Linked DNA regions of Homo sapiens: region 2 is linked to region 1. Evidence: read pairs that join two places in POLR2A ChIA-PET (ENCODE). Cell type or tissue: K562. All regions are shown on one strand. Links, peaks and the distances in the headings refer to the core of each region. The heading gives the core; the rest is flanking DNA.

Region 1 (9,103 bases), core at 815-8,814:
GCCAGCAACAGCTGAGCAGCAAGCTCTCCTTGGAGGGAGCCCCATCCAGACACACAGGGCATCCATAAGCTTCCAAGTTGGGATAATTCCAACCTACTCTTTGTTCCTTCAGCAGCCGGGATGATGGCTGCTTTATGCATCAGGTTCCAGAGTGTCACCCAGGCCTCTGCTTTCCCTCCTGACCTCGTGATCTGCCCACCTCAGCCTCCTAAAGTGCTGGGATTACAGGCGTGAGCCACCACGCCTGGCCTAGGTAACCATCTTTATGCTAAAATATCTCCGTACAAAATCACAAGCATTCCTATACACCAACAACAGACAAACAGAGAGCCAAATCATGAGTGAACTCCCATTCACAATTGCTTCAAAGAGAATAAAATACCCAGGAATCCAACTTACAAGGGAGGTGAAGGACCTCTTCAAGGAGAACTACAAACCACTGCTCAAGGAAATAAAAGAGGATACAAACAAATGGAAGAACATTCCATGCTCGTGGGTAGGAATAATCAATATCTTGAAAATGGCCATACTGCCCAAGGTAATTTACAGATTCAATGCCATCCCCATCAAGCTACCAATGCCTTTCTTCACAGAATTGGAAAAAACTACTTTAAAGTTCATATGGAACCAAAAAAGAGCCTGCATCGCCAAGTCAATCCTAAGCCAAAAGAACAAAGCTGGAGGCATCCCACTACCTGACTTCAAACTATACTACAAGGCTACAGTAACCAAAACAGCATGGTACTGGTACCAAAACAGAGATATAGACCAATGGAACAGAACAGAGCCCTCAGAAATAACGCCGCATATCTACAACTATCTGATCTTTGACAAACCTGACAAAAACAAGCAATGGGGAAAGGATTCCCTATTTAATAAATGGTGCTGGGAAAACTGGCTAGCCATATGTAGAAAGCTGAAACTGGATCCCTTCTTTACACCTTATACAAAAATCAATTCAAGATGGATTAAAGACTTAAATGTTAGACCTAAAACCATAAAAACCCTAGAAGAAAGCCTAGGCTTTACCATTCAGGACATAGGCATGGGCAAGGACTTCATGTCTAAAACACCAAAAGCAATGGCAACCAAAGCCAAAATTGACAAATGGGATCTAATTAAACTCAAGAGCTTCTGCACAGCAAAAGAAACTACCATCAGAGTAAACAGGCAACCTACAAAATGGGAGAAAATTTTCACAACCTACTCATCTGACAAAGGGCTAATATCCAGAATCTACAATGAACTCAAACAAATTTACAAGAAAAAAACAAACAACCCCATCAAAAAGTGGGCGAAGGACATGGACAGACACTTCTCAAAAGAAGACATTTATGCAGCCAAAAAACACATGAAAAAATGCTCATCATCACTGGCCATCAGAGAAATGCAAATCAAAACCACAATGAGATACCATCTTACACCAGTTAGAATGGCAATCATTAAAAAGTCAGGAAACAACAGGTGCTGAAGAGGATGTGGAGAAATAGGAACAGTTTTACACTGTTGGTGGGACTGTAAACTAGTTCAACCATTGTGGAAGTCAGTGTGGCGATTCCTCAGGGATCTAGAACTGGAAATACTATTTGACCCAGCCATCCCATTACTGGGTATATACCCAAAGGACTATAAATCATGCTGCTATAAAGACACATGCACACGTATGTTTATTGCAGCATTATTCACGATAGCAAAGACTTGGAACCAACCCAAATGTCCAACAATGATAGACTGGATTAAGAAAATGTGGCACATATACACCATGGAATACTATGCAGCCATAAAAAAGGATGAGTTCATGTCCTTTGTAGGGACATGGATGAAATTGGAAATCATCATTCTCAGTAAACTATCGTAAGAACAAAAAACCAAACACCGCATATTCTCACTCACAGGTGGGAATTGAACAATGAGAACACATGGACAAAGGAAGGGGAACATCACACTCTGGGGACCGTTGTGGGGTGGGGGGAGGGGGGAGGGATAGCATTGGGAGATATACCTAATGCTAGATGACGAGTTAGTGGGTGCAGCGCACCAGCATGGCACATGTATACATATGTAACTAACCTGCACAATGTGCACATGTACCCTAATACTTAAAGTATAATAATAATAAAAAAAAAGAAAAAAAAAAGAAAAAAACAAACAACCCCATCAAAAAGTGGCCGAAGGACATGAACAGACAATCCTCAAAGGAAGACATTTATGCAGCCAAAAAACACATGAAAAAATTCTCACCATCACTGGCCATCAGAGAAATGCAAATCAAAACCACAATGAGATACCATCTCACACCAGTTAGGATGGCAATCATTAAAAAGTCAGGAAACGACAGGTGCTGGAGAGGATGTGGAGAAATAGGAACAGTTTTACACTGTTGGTGGGACTGTAAACTAGTTCAACCATTGTGGAAGTCAGTGTGGCGATTCCTCAGGGATCTAGAACTAGAAATACCATTTGACCCAGCCATCCCATTACTGGGTATATACCCAAAGGACTATAAATCATGCTGCTATAAAGACACATGCACATGTATGTTTATTGTGGCACTATTCACGATAGCAAAGACTTGGAACCAACCCGAATGTCCAACAATGATAGACTGGATTAAGAAAATGTGGCACATATACACCATGGAATACTATGCAGCCATAAAAAATGATGAGTTCATGTCCTTTGTAGGGACATGGATGAAATTGGAAATCATCATTCTCAGTAAACTATCGTAAGAACAAAAAACCAAACACCGCATATTCTCACTCACAGGTGGGAATTGAACAATGAGAACACATGGACAAAGGAAGGGGAACATCACACTCTGGGGCCTGTTGTGGGAGGGCGGAGGGGGGAGGGATAGCATTGGGAGATATACCTAATGCTAGATGACGAGTTAGTGGGTGCAGCGCATCAGCATGGCACATGTATACATATGTAACTAACCTGCACATTGTGCACATGTACCCTAAAACTTAAAGTATAATAATAATAAAATAAAAAATAAAAATAAAAATAAATGCAATCCCTATCAAAAAAAAGTTAAAAAATAAAAAAATAGAATATCTCTGTACAAATGACTGATGCAGATTCTGTCTCTTGATTATACTCTGATGAATACAATGGAAACTGCCATTAGCAGGTGCAGTCACCATACCTGAAAGACGTTTGTGGGCTTGGGAGAAGGTTGAGAATGACCAGGCACAGATCTCCTCCCACTTTCCTCCCCTTCTTGGGCAGATTGGAGGAGGGCAGGCTCTGCCTCCTTAAGTGTGGTATGGTCGTGTGGCGTGCTCTGGCCAATGACGTGGGAGTAGAAGCGATGGGTGTCACCTCTGATTGGAAACACTTAAGAGCCAGTGCACACTCTTCTTGTCTCCTTCTCCTGCCCAGGAGGCCCATGATGTAGGTGCCTCAATATGAAGGCCATCTGGGATGCTGAGCCGTCACTGCATGGGGAATGCCTGCCTTGGACAGTCACCACTGCTGTCTTTGCCTGAACAATAGAGGCATGTTGTGGAAGGATGCTGAGATTCTGGTGCTGTTTGTTACCTCAGCATCCCCTAACTGATCCTGACTAATTGAGATGGCAGGCAAGACCTTAGCCGTTTTGTTTATCTACTGTATCATCTAGAACAGTGCTTGGCATATAGTAGGCACACAAGAAAGAGGTGATGAATGAATGGATAAAAGTGAGAATTCATGTGCAAGAGCTCTAATAGGAAAGATGAAATGGCACCAAATTTCTGAAACCATAACAAGAGAAAAACAAACAGAAAGTTTCTGAAACCAGTGGTTCTCAGTCCTATCAGATATGATATCTCCAATGCTAAATGAATGTTTTAAAGCTCCCCTTTTAGAACACTGAAATGGAATTCACAGATAATGTCACGTACATACAAGGTAATTTTATTAAGATTAATATAATGCTCTAACTGGATATCAAATCAAGTAAAATGCACTTGTAATTTAATGATATATATTTCAACATGCCGTTTGAGCATGACCACGTGAGAAAACATCTCTTCACAGTCATTGTAAATGATGCAGATTGAATGCAGGTTGACACTTAGTAGCTGCTGAAGACATTTTCCAGTGTGGGGAAGAACTCTCTATAAAGTTATAACAAAGACAAAATATTCCCTGATTAACCCTGAGTTTACATTTGTGAAAAATTCATGGTTCTGCATATTAAACTACAGTGCAGATAACTACAGCTTTCCCCTCTAGTTTGATGGGAAATTTACAAGTTGTGAATGACACAGAGCAGTTTTTTTGAGACAGTCTCACTCTGTCACCCAGGCTGAAGTGCAGTGGCACAATCATAGTTCACTGAAGCCTTGACCTCCTGGGCTCAAGCAATACCCCCACCTCATCCTCCTGAGTAGCTGGGACTACAGGTGTGCACCACCACACCTGGCTAATTTTTTTTTTTTTTTTATTTGTAGAGATGGAGTTTCACCATGTTGCCCAGGCTGGTCTGGAACTCATGGACTCAAGTGATCCTCCTGCCTCAGCCTCCCAAAGTGCTAGCATTACAGGTGTGAGCCACTATACCCGTCCAGAACACAGGACAATTCTTTGTCACAAGAGCCTGTCCTGGACATTGCAGGGCATTTAGTACTTCTGACTTCTGACCATGAAATGCAAGAATATGCCTTGATCCTTGCAAAAAATAATCACTCCTGAAAATGTGCCAGACACTTACATGGTGTGGGGACAGTTATGTCCCTACTGAGATCTGTGGCTCTAAATAGAATATTCTATCCCTGAACGTCCTTACATCACACACAGACCTTCCACCCATCTTAGTCCACAGAGGGCAGTGAGCCATCACATCGTGGCCACTGGCTTCTCCATGTTCACCGTGTGGCACCTAGAAAACTTCCTGAAAGTTTTATTTTCCTCCTGATTTTGGCAGGTGGGGCCGAGAGAGGCTGCCTGCTTTATTTTCTGACCTGGTTTCTTGGTTGCATTCCTGGGTTTGGGAAGATGACTCAGATCTCAAAGTCCTGGGTAGTAGACGACATACTTGCAGACGATGTCCCTGGTCCTGTTTAGCTTGTGGCTGGGCTGTAATGTTCAGCAGGAGGGAGATGACTCGGCTCAGGTGAATCCTCCCCAAAGGCTGTGGCTGGCTCAGGTGCCAGGGAATGTAATGAGCCACTTGGTTCATTCAGACTCTTCTATCTCCTCTGCCAATTCTGGGGAAGCACTCCCTGGCTCTTATATAGACACACTCAGATGCATGCGGTATTTCCCAAACTTCAGCAGTGCTCAATCTACATGCAGAATTACTGCCATACCCACACATCGTCTTGAGTTCTCAATATTTTGATTAATTGTTTGAAGACTTTATTATGAAAAATGTTAACCAAAGAGAAAGATAAATTGTACAGTGCCTACTCATATACCCAATGCCTCGCTTCCGTAAGTGACATTCTGCTGTGTTTGCTCTATCGCATATCTGTCCACTTCCCAGCTCTCTATTCATCTTCTTTTCTGATTCATTTCCAAGGAAGTTGCAAACATCTGTTTACCCCTCGATGCTCTAGACTGCATGCTATTAACTAGACTTCAATAATCAATTTCTTGTTTTATGTAAAAAACACAACTTTGTACTATTACCAGAGATGGAAAACTACTATCACCGAACATGAACACAATTAAGTCCTTTTAAATAGGGATGGAAAAAGCACAATAGCGTTAGAAGACACCAATAGGATGTGTTCAGAGCTTCTGCGGGAGGAAGAGACCCCAGGCCCGAATGGCCGTGTGAGTTTTTCCTTCTAGATAAAGGTGAGGCATTGCTAGGCTCTGGATCTGGATGTCCTGGGTTAACATTGTTCCAGCTCCTTCACTCTCTGGCTGTGTGACCTTGGACAAGTCACTTAACCTCTCTGTGCCTTGGTTGTCTCCTCTGCAAAATGGGGATGGTGATCATGGTACCAACTTCATTGGGTGGTCTGAAGAGTAAATGAGTTAATATAGATAAACTCCTTAGACTTTTGCCTGCATGTAGCAAACATCCAATTCATGCAGTCACCCTCTGATATGGTTTGGCTGTGTCCACACCATATCTCAACTTGAATTGTATCTCCCAGGATTCCTGCATGTTGTGGGAGGGACCCAGTGGGAGGTAACGGAATCACGGGGGCTGGTCTTTCCTGTGCTAGTCTCGTGATAGTGAATAAATCTCACGAGATCTGATGGGTTTATCCGGTGTTTCTGCTTTTGCTTCCTCCTCATTTTTCTCTTGCTGCCACCACGTGAGAAGTGCCTTTCGCCTCCCGCCATGATTCTGAGGCCTCCCTAGCCATGGGGACCTGTAAGTCCAATGAAACCTCTTTTTGTTCCCCGTTTTGGGTATGTCTTTATCAGCAGCGTGAAAACGGACTAATACACCCTCTCCCTACCAGCGGGTGTAGTCTGATGAGGTCTATGCGGCAGCGTTGGGTGGCAGCCATGGAGGAATGCTGTTGAAATGTCCCTTCTGTCCTCAGGGGCCTTCAGAAGCCACCTGGTCAGTGTCCGAGCATGGCCAAGGTGCAGGGTGGCTGCTGGGACTCCATGCAAGGCTCCTCTATGGGCAACCTCTGCGGCAGCATTTCCTGCTTGGCTGCCCAAGGATTCCCAGTGCTTCCTGCAGTCAGGCACTTCCTGCCCGGTTCTCCCTCCTTCCCATCCTCCTTTCCCAGGGACCAGACCTGCATCGCATCCTGAAGCTCAGCCTGCCTACTCCTTCTCCATCTTTTCTTTATCCTTCACAACTGCAGTCCTCAATTAATCTCTGGTGCACTTAACTCTGTCTGCTTCCTGAAGATGCTCATAGATTCTGAGGATTCCCCATGTGCTGTGATGTGAGAGTTAGGGGCGAGGGAGGAAAACAGCCAGCTCCACTACCTGTCTACCCTCCCTCCCGACCATTGAGAAAGTTCCCTGTTAGAGATTCATTCCTTTGGACCATGAAGCCTTTTGATTCCTATTAACCTTGAGTGAGTCACGCTTAAGCCTTTTAAAAAATTTTCTGAGTTTTTGTTTGTGAAATATAACATATATACCAATGAACATGAGATATATAAATGCGTTGTATGAATAATTAGAAAGCAAACTATATTCCAGCAAGCGAAAACATAACACACTGCCCCAGAAGCACCCACAATCCACGAGTAAGCACCTCCCTCCCCCTGAGGTGCATAAGTAAGGAGAGGAGGGGCAGAGGAGCTGCCAGGGGAAGGACCAAGGATGTGCTCTATAGGTCAGCCCCCTGGCTCTGCCTCTCCTTGTTGGCAGAGATCAGCCTGAGGGCCGCGCCGCACACCACAGGCCCATGACCCTCCATCGGAGTCACCGGGCGCTGGCTGAACAAGCACCTTCAGTGAGCTCTGGATTACAACACAGCTATGAAAAGAAGCCAGCCGGTGCTCTCCCTACCCATATGGAGAGATTGCCAGGCAGATTCCAAAGTGGAAAAGTCAGAGGCAATACAGGAGGGCCTGTGTGCCCAGCTCCCACTGTGAAAACCAACCCAGCTGATGGGGATTCTTCTCTATTGCTTTGTAGGTCGTCGCTGCCCTCAGCCTCCAGATGCAGCCCCCCTGCCACCTTCAGGACCCCTGGCTCTCCCCTGGACTCAGTAGCGAAAGGGTTTATGTGCTCGGAGGGAGACCTTCAGGAATCTGTGCATAGAATGCCATAGTGCAGAGGAAAGTAAGACTATGCAGTTGTATTTGACTTAAAACCTCCGGAAAGATAAATAGGGAAGCAACAAAACCTACAGGGAACAGGGGAGGAAGAGGGATGGGGCTGCAAGCCAGGGGATGCCTGCAGCCACCAGGAGATGGGGGGAGGCAGGGAGGATCCTTTCCCAGAGCCTCTGGAAGGAGTATGGCCCTGCCTACACCTTGATTTGGATTTCTGGCCTCTGAAACTGTGAGAGAACAACTGTCTGCTGTGGAAAGTAACCTAGGTTTGTGGGAATTCGTTACAGCAGCCCCAGAAAATGGAACAGCTGCTAAGTGAGACTCCTCAGCCAGGCCAGAGAATGTGCATTCTGACGGACTGCTTCTCATTTGCACTGATCACTGTGAGTGTCTGATGGGTGGGCATCCGGCGCCCAGAGAAGGAGTTGCTCTATTATCCTGGCACTCCATAAAGAACAGGTAGAAATAAGCGCTTCTTACCAAGATGAAATCCACCCATCATTTCTGAATGGCTCAGTTTTGATTTCATCTCCCAAGGTGGGTGATAACTGATTATGAAAACCTTCCTCCCTCTCAGTCTCTCAACAAAAGCCTAGCTTTGCCGGTTGCTTTGAGCTGGAGGGTTCTTTGCTTAATATCTAGCAATGCTAGACAGTAATCTTTACTAGGCTAACAGGAATGCTGTCCAAAACGTGCATTTCGAACACAACCTCATGCCATATTTTCAGTCCAGCATTACATATTTAATGCGTGTATCCAGTAAGGGTACCATCCCTGGTGGCACGGAGGTCTTGACCAGCAGTCAGGGGTCCCTTGGCACTCTTCATCATGATGCCCGTGTTTTGCTGCTGGTGGAGGGGCGTGACAGTGTCAGGGCTAGAAAAGTCTGCTGTATCTCTGACATCATTCCTGGCTCCGTAGCCTCTTTACCTGGTTTTCCACCCCTCTTGGAGATTCATGCTAGTCAATATCCTTTTAATAAATTGAATAAGTTCAATTTCTGCGTAAATCAGCCAGAGTTGCTCTCTGTTGCTTGCAAATGAGGATTCTAACAGTGACAAAGATTGGGTATATTAGTGAGGCCTGCCTGGATGCATTCTGGGGTGAATGTATGAAAAGTTGGGAAGGACAGGCAGAATCCTCAGGCTTTGAGCCCATGTAGGAACCAGGGTTTACACCCGTGCTGTCCAAGGTAGTAGCTGCTAGTCACATGTGGCTCTATAATTTCAAATTAATTAAAATTAAGTGGCCGGGCACGGTGGCTCACGCCTGTAATCCCAGCACTTTGGGAGGCCAAGGCGGACGGATCATCTGAGGTCGGGAGTTCGAGACCATCCTGACCAACATGGAGAAACCCCGTCTCTACTAAAAATATAAAAAATTAGCCGGGTATGGTGGCACAT
Region 2 (9,103 bases), core at 404-8,403, 79 kb after region 1:
AGGGATGGCTGAGGGCTGAGGCTTCTCTCTCTCTCTCTTTGGGGCTAAATGAGGCTTCTTCACGTGGCTGCTGGCTTCCAAGAATGACTGCTCCAAGAACAAGCCCCAGTGTGCAAGCACTTACCAAACCTCTGGTTGCATTACGTGTGTTCATATCCCTCTGACCAAAGCGGGCCAGGCCACATGGCCAAGACCAGGGTCAATATAAAGGAGACTCCGGAATGGCACAACCACCAGCAGGCCTGGTTAGTCTGGAACAGCCAAAGTAACAGTCTACCATACCAGTCAACACGTGGCTGAGCCAAAGAGTCCTTCATGTCACAGGGGCCTATTACAGGTGAGAGTGGCCGCTGTCGAGAGGTTGCTCCTAAAACAAGAGCCTGCTCATCCGTCATTATCTTCTGCCTATGGTCAAAGCTCTCTGTGGCCGAAAGCCATTTCTAGCCTTGGTTTTCAACTCTGTCTTGTGGGTAGGAGCTCAACTCACCCTTTCCTGCAGCCCAGGCGTATTTCCTTCTTCACGCCACCTGAGCTCCTAGACAACAGGATTTCTAGAAGGAGCCTTGCTAGTGTTTTGGGCCTGAGGTTGATGCCAACGGTCTTTCAGCCACACGGGACTTGTTTTGTTTTTTAACATGCATTTGTTGCGGCTACCTAAAAGATGAGAGGTTTTGCCTGAAAGTCTGCATTTCTGTTTTCTCTTGAAGAGTCCCTAGGTCTAGTAGAACTGGGCCAGTGTCTTGTCAAAGGGACGATTCTTTGGAGCTGGGTGGTGGCTGTCCCCTTGGGTAGGGACACGGATGATTCTTTGGAGCTGGGTAGTGGCTGTCCCCTTGGGTAGGGGCACGGATGATTCTTTGGAGCTGGGTGGTGGCTGTCCCCTTGGATAGGGGCATGGACGATTCTTTGGAGCTGGGTGGTGGCTGTCCCCATGCTGTCAGTTCAACAGAGACCCAACCACTCACTGTTGTCTCCGAAACAAAGGTGCCTGTCCATTGTTTCTTGTCATTGCAGTAATGCTGTGGCTTCCTTTCAGAAGGGGCAAATCTTTCTGTGGCCATGTTTTTACCACAGTGAGAAAAAAAAAGCTAGGCTGGGAGGACAGTGTGTTCCTTAGGAACGCCCTCTGAAGACCCACTATGTCACCCACTCATGTCACCGTCTCACCCCTGTCACCACCAAGTCTGCAGTTTCCGTTAAGACAACATCTGATCTAGGCCAGGTCTCTGCAGGCCACCCGCAGCAGCCATGCAGGCGGAGGGGCATGGGGAGTCTCTTCTTACTCATGCTCTCACTGTCAGAATTCTTTACCGCTGATAAATTACCAACATCAACACAGAAATCGGTCACCTTCCAAGAGGGCCTGCCTGTGTGTGCATTTAAATAGAGGCTGGAGTTTCGCAGAGCTGTTCTCATCCACAGGCTGTCCTTTGTGCGGGCTGTTTACAAACAAAACAGAAAAGCACCTGCCTACGGGATGGGGTTGATTTCTGGGCCGTCTGGCTGATCTCAGCACCCTGTCGCTCCAGGGCACATTTCATGGGATTCCCATACTCTATGGGACTAGCCCAGAAGGGCTGGGGTGGTGGATTTTGGGCTGGGGTGAGTAGCCCACACTGGATTTAGTCTCTCCGTGGCTATTACAACACGAAGTTCACTGCACTTCAGGCACAATCCACTCTCAGAAGATACAACTTGCGCTCTGGCGCCTGCGGCTGTTTTCTTTGTTCGGTGTTCCTGTCTCTTCCCGGTTGCATGGAGACCATTAATCTAGTTGAGGTGCTGAGCTCTGATCACATGGGACACACTTTCTCTTTCTTAGACAATCACCTTTGGCTGTTTCATCAGAAATGTGATATTCTGGGTTCCAGGGGAAAGAAAGGACGAGTGTTTGGGGTGAGGGTGGGGGTGGGAGTGTGTGTTTCTGCTTCAGGCTCTGGGCTCAAGAATCATGACCCCAGCTGCCCCAGAGCTGAGTCTCACATGAGAAGAGAAGGAACTAATTTGCTAAACAAACCACAGTGGACCTAGGTGGAAATTATTTCACTAAATCTCAAGTCTAAAATCAATTATCGTGAGCCGAGCTGAACCTGCGCTGAACTTATTTATTTTCTAAAATTCCAGAATATTCTCTGAATTAAACTTGCTGCTGAACTGAAAGGTTAGAATTCCCAGTTCTCCCTCCAGGAGAGAAGATCCTGGAGACCATCTGTATGACCTCACAGAACTACAGCAGAGATGAACAGACCATCCAGGGCGTGAGGACCCTGGCATTCCAAAACACATCTCTAAGCTTTCAAAGAAATGAGATTTCTGTGATCTGTCATCACCAAGAATAAAAATGTAGCAGTTACAGAAAAAAAGAATCCTATTTTCAATTCAAAAGAACTTTTGAAAACAAAACAAAATAAAACAAATAAAAATGGGTGAAAACAAGTGAATGCATGTTAAATTCCCGACTAATGTGTCCACGCATAAAGTGAATATTTTTCCCAGTTGTTTAGAAAGTCAGTTGTTTACAAAGTCATCAACAGAAGATGATTTGTTCTTTTATTTTTCATCACTTTTATTTTATTATTTTATTTTAATTTTATTATTTTTATTATATTATTTTATTTTCATCTGACCTACAGAACAATAGATAATTTAGTATGACCAATATTCAAAATTGGCTTCTCAAAGTTGGTTATTTTTCTTTAGGAAATGTTAAAGTTTTATGTCCATATCTTATCTATCTGTCTGTCTGTCTCTATCTATCTGTCTATCTATCTATCTGCCTGTCTTTTATCCATCATCTGTCTGTCTGTCTATCTATCTATCTATCTATCTATCTATCTATCTATCATCTATCTATCTGTTTTTCTCCTTACTAGTGAGGTTAAGCCACTTTGCTTTGAAATGGAGTGCATATAGAACTTCTGATACAATCCAGAGCCCTGGAAATGTTCTTGTTTTAATAAAGTTCTTTTGCTCTGACAACACCCTGGAAAACCTCTAGTTTGAGTTGCCAAAAACCATACTTTCTCAGATCTGCTGGAGGGTTGCACCAGAGAGTCAGAATGTGGCTCTGAGCTCCTTGACCCCTGCTGACCACAGACCACAGAGATGTTTGGATTCTGCCAGACCCTTCCATTAGGAGCCTCTGACTGTTCCGCTGCGGGGAGTCCACCCAAGGCCCCCATGGGGATGCTATCATCTCATCTATTGACAGTGCAGAAGCCTCTGCACGTGTAAAATTCAGGTGAGCAAAAGGCCACCTTGGTGCATCTCCAGCTCACATCCTGCTCATCTGGAGTCCTGTGTAACTTATCCAGGTTGGCAGCTCCCTTGGCAGCCCCTGCAGAGACCCCTCAGCTTTGCCTCCTTCTATGCCTCTGCTGATGCAAGGACTCTGACTGTCATCCCTCCCAGGCCCCCTGGTTTCCTTGAGTTCCACTGAGAGGGGTCCAGATGTCCTCTATGTAGAAGAGGGGGCCCAGGCTTTACTTTCTTGCACCTCCCCACTTGACCCTCTATACCATTCTCCAGTTTTCACTGGGCCCCTTTCCTGGCTTTTCCTTCCTTTGCCTCCTGGGTCATCAAGCGCTCTGCTTATTTGTGACGGGCAACCCTGTGAATCCTGGAGCCAGACTGCCTGGGTTCAAGCTTGGGCATACGACTTCACTTCTTTGTGCCTCAGTTTCCTCATCTGTAACACAGAACCTACCCCATAGGGATGTTATGAAGATGAAATGAGCTAATACATGTAAGTGTTATCCAACAGTGCCAGGATCAGAACAATCACTCCGCAGGAGATTTAGCATTGTAATCATTCTTTGCTAAATGATAATAGCAACTACAACGTCATTGTGAAAGTGACAATTCCATTTTTTCAGAACTGATTTTGTCTAATGCTAACATTTCAATTATGAAATTTAAAAAACCTAAGTAATACATTTTAGACACACTATTTTTGCATATTATAAAAATATGAGGTAAATCATAAATTTCTAACATAATGCATATTGAACACCTATTGTCAATTTAATATAAATAATTAGCTGCTCTGGGCTCTCCTACTTCTTTGATCTCAATCCCCTCCACCCAAGAGTATCTGTGTTCTACTTCTTCCCAGGCACACGGCTAGCCTGGGTTTCCCAGCCTCCTTTGCAGGAGCATCAAACACTGTGTGTGGTTTTCCACCAGAGGGCAATAGAGGAGTCCTAGGGGGATGGAGGAGCCATAAGATGGAAAGAGCTTGGATCCCTGAGTCACCAGGTGGAGGAAGACAAAAAATACTGATATTGGACTGTTATATAAGAGGTAAATCAACTCCAATTGTGTTAGGCCACACACAAAATTGGGAGGATTTATTTGTTACAGAAGCAAGCCTCTCCCTAACAAATACAGGGGGAGGAGGAGGGATGGGAGAACATTAACTCAGAATAACAGCCAAGAACTTGGAGATAAGGTGAGTCTGGGAGGACTTGGCTGAGGGTGTCAGGGATGTGGTAGTGGAAGAGCAGGGGAGAACCAGAATGAAAGTCTGAAATATTATTACTTAAGAGTTACTTAAAAACTACCACAGTTTATCATCCTGTATCACAATTACTAAGCCAGTCATTTAATGTTTTCAAATTGTAATGGACCCAGCTGTGCAATGGGAATGTGTCTTCTTTGTACTGCTGCATAGTCACAGTCAGCAGGACATCCTATTTCTCACCTCCTTCTAAGAAATGGTAAGTCATTCTGTGGCACTGGAACTTCCCTTGTTCCTTTTCCTGTGGAGTCATCCTTCCAAATAGGACAAAACGAAGCAATCACACATTTCCACAAAGAGATTTACCTGCACTTACTGCTGACGGAAACAGTTTCTCCACTCTTACGAAGTCGTATAGTAAAGAAGTATTTTCTGGCCACTTGTGTGTAACCCTCACTGTCACCCTATCCTGTATTATTACTTACTAATATGTTTCTTTACACCAACTACTTTTACAATTTAGTCTGGTCTAAAAGAAGAATATTCGTGAAATCATAGTTGGATGTACCAAATATATGTTGTCTTAACATGACGCGGTAGACTGACAGCAACAATGGCTGCAGTTTTAATCTCTCTCCCACAACCCACCCATCCTCTTTGCAACAGAACTCTGCAGCTTCTTCCAACAAGAGTTGAAGACTGTTTTCTATCCCTTGAACGTGGACATGGAGACAAATTTTGGCCAACAGACTTGTGTCAGCCCTGAGACAAGGCCCCACAAGCCTATGGAAGCTGTTCTTTCTCCAAGACTCTGCTGTTGCCTTGTTAGCAGGTCCCAGCTGGCCTCCTGGAGGGTGCAGCTCAGGGGGCCCAGTCACCTCTCGACACCTAGCCTGCCAAAGCCACCAACGTATGCATGAGGACTTCCTGGATTGGCCAATACTCCAGCTGACTGCAGATTCAAGCATAGCCCAGCTGACCCGCAGGCTTCTTGATGAAATAAATGCTCACTCTTTCAAGCCATCAGAGGTTGTGAGTTTTGTTATGTAGCATTATTGTGACAGATACCAGATACACATGGGCAATATGGCATGCTGGCTTCATGTGCTCTGACCCATGCATATCTTGCTAGCCCTGTGGTTTCCAACTAGGGACAGTTTTGGTCCCCAGTGGGCTTGTGGAGACACATACTAGCTGTCAGGCACAGGTGTGTCTGGAAGCAGAGGATGGATATTTGAAGGGCAAAAGATGAAACTAGATGATTGATAGATAGATAGATAGATAATAGAGATAAATGAGAGAGAGAGGGAAGGAGGGAGAGGGGGAGGGAGAGAGGGAGAGAGAGAGAGAGAGAGAGAGAGAGAGAGAGAGAGAAAGAGAGAGATCTCAGCTTTTATGAGCTTAATCAGAAATGAAAGTGTTGTTAGGTACTAACTGAGCTCCCATGTACCTTGAGTTGATTAAGGCTGTAGCAGAGAGTGTAAGGTTCCTGGCATGCACCGTTCTGACTTCTGAGTGCTTGAGTGGCTGAGACCACCCACTTTCCTGGAGGACCTACAGTGCCATTTGGTTACAACAGAATTGATGCTACTCACCCTTTACTGGTCAACAAGGTCAACAAAAAAGTAGGGATTGCAGGATAAGAGAGGCTATTTTACAGGGAAAGGGAGGAATCCAGAAGGGGAAGTGCGTCTGGCCTTCAGGTCCCCATGAGAGAGGAGGAAGTCCCTGAGAGGTGATTTTCCATGAAGCCGTTGGAGGGAAGCCCTAAAGATTTGCTCATAGCCTTTGGAGGTAGCTAAACCACCACCCTTCAGCCTCAGGGACAGGGGACCAATTCCAGTCTGAAAGTTTGGGATCCCAGGCCATTATAGTACCAGATGCTGCCTGGAGATAATGGAGAGGGCAAAATGACAGGCTGATGGGAAAGCTCTCTTTCAAGTTTCCAATCCCTGGGAAGTAAGGAAGATGGACCTGGCTCAGGCCTCAGAATCAGGGCCAAGAGATTAGACAACTTTGTGGGGGGTGAAGACTGCACATGGTGAGGAAAGAGGGCTACCCTCCGGGGTCACTGCCAGTGTGGCTGGCTGTGAGGGCTGCTGTGGCCTGGAGAGCTGCCCATAGCCCACCGTGCATCTGACCCAGGGTGCGTGAGGTCCATCCGGAGGAAGGCTGGGAGTCCCCACGGGAAATCACAGGAGAATGCACTTCACATTTCCCTCTCCCATTTTGTCACCTCAAAACTGAAGAAGTTAGTCCACAAGGAAGGGTTCAGGTGGCACAACACCATTTAAATTTCAAGAGAAGCAAGTCTGGTCTGCTGGGATATTATTAAGGGAGTCTGTGGCAGGCAGAGTCAAGCTTGGCAAAGACGTCAGTGTCCTCATCCCTGCAGACTGTGAATGAGTTAGGTTACATGACAGGGGAAAGTGAGGTTGCTGATGGAATTGGAGTCGCTAACAGCTGATGTTGAGATGGGGAAGCTATCCTGATTATTCAGGTGGGGCAGTGTAATCAAAGAGCCCTTAAAAGTGGAAGAGGGAGGCAGAAAATGAGAATCAGAGGGAGGTGAGACTAGAGGAAAAAAGTCAGAGATGCAACACGGCTGGCGCTGAAGATGCAGGGAAGGGTCTTGGGACGGCCTGCAGATGGAGGAAGGGAGTCTCAGGCTTGCAGATGGAGGGAGGGGTCTTGGGGGCCTGCAGATGGAGGGAGGGGGTCTCAGGCCTGCAGATGGAGGGAGGGAGTCTCAGGCCTGCAGATGGAGGGAGGGAGTCTCAGGCCTGCAGATGGAGGGAGGGAGTCTCAGGCCTGCAGATGGAGGGAGGGAGTCTCAGGCCTGCAGATGGAGGGAGGGGTCTCAGGCCTGCAGATGGAGGGAGGGGTCTCGGCCTGCAGATGGAGGGAGGGGTCTTGGGGGCCTGCAGATGGAGGGAGGGAGTCTCAGGCCTGCAGATGGAGGGAGGGAGTCTCAGGCCTGCAGATGGAGGGAGGGGTCTCGGCCTGCAGATGGAGGGAGGGAGTCTCAGGCCTGCAGATGGAGGGAGGGAGTCTCAGGCCTGCAGATGGAGGGAGGGGTCTCAGGCCTGCAGATGGAGGGAGGGGTCTCGGCCTGCAGATGGAGGGAGGGGTCTTGGGGGCCTGCAGATGGAGGGAGGGGGTCTGGGGCCTGTAGATGGAGGGAGGGGTCTAGGGCCTGCACATGTGGGGGCCTCTGGCAGCTGGAAAGTCAAGGAGAGATATTCCCCTAGAACATCCAGAAAACAAGGCAGCCCTGCTGAGACCTTGATTTTAGCCCAGCGCAACTCAGGTTTGTTTCTAACCTACAGAACTGTAAGATAACACATTTGTGTTGTTTTAAGCCACTAAATTTGTAGTCCTTTACAGCAGTGGTGGGAAACTAATACAGATTCTGAGCCCATATCCTAGCTCTCTGTTCTCAGTGGAGCAGCCCAGAGCTCTTGCTGTCCTGCCGGTGAGACCCCCTCAGACCTCAGGACAGGCTCCGGGTGCTGCCTCCGCACAAAAGGTGTAGTCTCAGGTGTGGCCTGTGGTCTCCAGCAAGCTGTTTCCCCTCCTTCCAGACCCGGCTCCAGACGCCCCCTCCGGGTCACTGCCAGTGGTGCTGATCTCTGACTCCTCAGACCTGGCTATTTCCTCTCCAAGGGACGTGGGCCTTACTTCCTGCCACAGTGCCTGAACTCTTCTTCCTTTCTGACCATCACATGACTTGCTCAGTTAGCCTATGTGGAATCTACTCAAAGCCACCTTTTCAGTGAGGTACATATGTTTATAACATATGCTATACATATATGTGTGCATACATACACATATCTTGCCGAAAAGACACAGAGAAGGGAAATAGGACACACACACACACACACACACACACACACACACTTCTACATAGGATATGGGATGTATACATGTATATTTAAAATAGGTTATGTATAAGAAATTACACATATAGAATACAGAATAGAGAGATCTATATGAAAATATCTCCCATTTTCCTTTCTATGGAGGAAACTATATATATGAAACTATTATAAAGGATATATATGAAAATAAAATATACATAAATATAGCTATATATAGGTTATATAGGAGATGAGATATATGTGGATGTATGTGTGTATCCTAGTTTTCTCCTCTGTAAAGGAAACTACATATATGATACTAATTATATAAGATATAGGAGATATATATGTATATTTATATATATCTCAGTAGGAGATTATACATATATCTCTATATCTCCTATTTTTCTTCTCTAAAGAGGAAGCTATATATATGAAACTGTATCACAGGATATAATGAACCATACACACACACAGAACACACACACACACATACACACACACACACGAAATATCTCCTGTTTTTGTCCTCCAGTTGGAAACTCATGAGGGGCAGGGACTTTTTTGTTACTGCTTAATCTCCAGCACTCTGATCAGTGGCTTGCATGTATCAGAAACTCAATAAACACTTGTTAAATTATTTATGTTTATGCCAAAGACTCTTCATTCAAATCAGTTACAAACATTTTAATTTTGAATTCTGTACGAAAGCTTCCATCATATCTTCTGAACCCTGGGTCTCTAAAGTCTGAACCTGGCCCTGTAGAAAACAAATTCACATCTA

The links. ChIA-PET counts read pairs that join two places held together with the same protein. Peaks named below come from ENCODE experiments on the same cell type or tissue, not always from the same donor. Only the 100,000 strongest peaks of a DNase experiment are listed, where the experiment ranks them.
Region 2: POLR2A ChIA-PET joins it to region 1 with 6 read pairs; 2 of 35 experiments call an interaction of 5 or more read pairs at or near these places.

What each region holds. Positions count from the first base shown.
Region 1 is chr12:129,103,433-129,112,535 of GRCh38, forward strand. All of the region lies in intron 5 of TMEM132D (transmembrane protein 132D), which reads right to left. TMEM132D-AS1 (TMEM132D antisense RNA 1) reads left to right here and starts at 6,258. Exons shown (of 3, transcript NR_104173.2): 1 at 6,258-6,325; 2 at 7,561-7,707. In K562, for the core only: no CTCF peak of the experiment used is centred there; no DNase peak of the experiment used is centred there; H3K4me3 peaks cover 1,746 bases.
Region 2 is chr12:129,182,968-129,192,070 of GRCh38, forward strand. The region is part of intron 5 of TMEM132D (transmembrane protein 132D); the gene reads right to left. Among named protein-coding and RNA genes, the nearest start is that of TMEM132D-AS2, 21 kb to the right of the region's middle. In K562, for the core only: a CTCF peak has its summit at 4,201 (motif pointing right); a DNase peak (open chromatin) is centred at 4,194; H3K27me3 peaks cover 848 bases.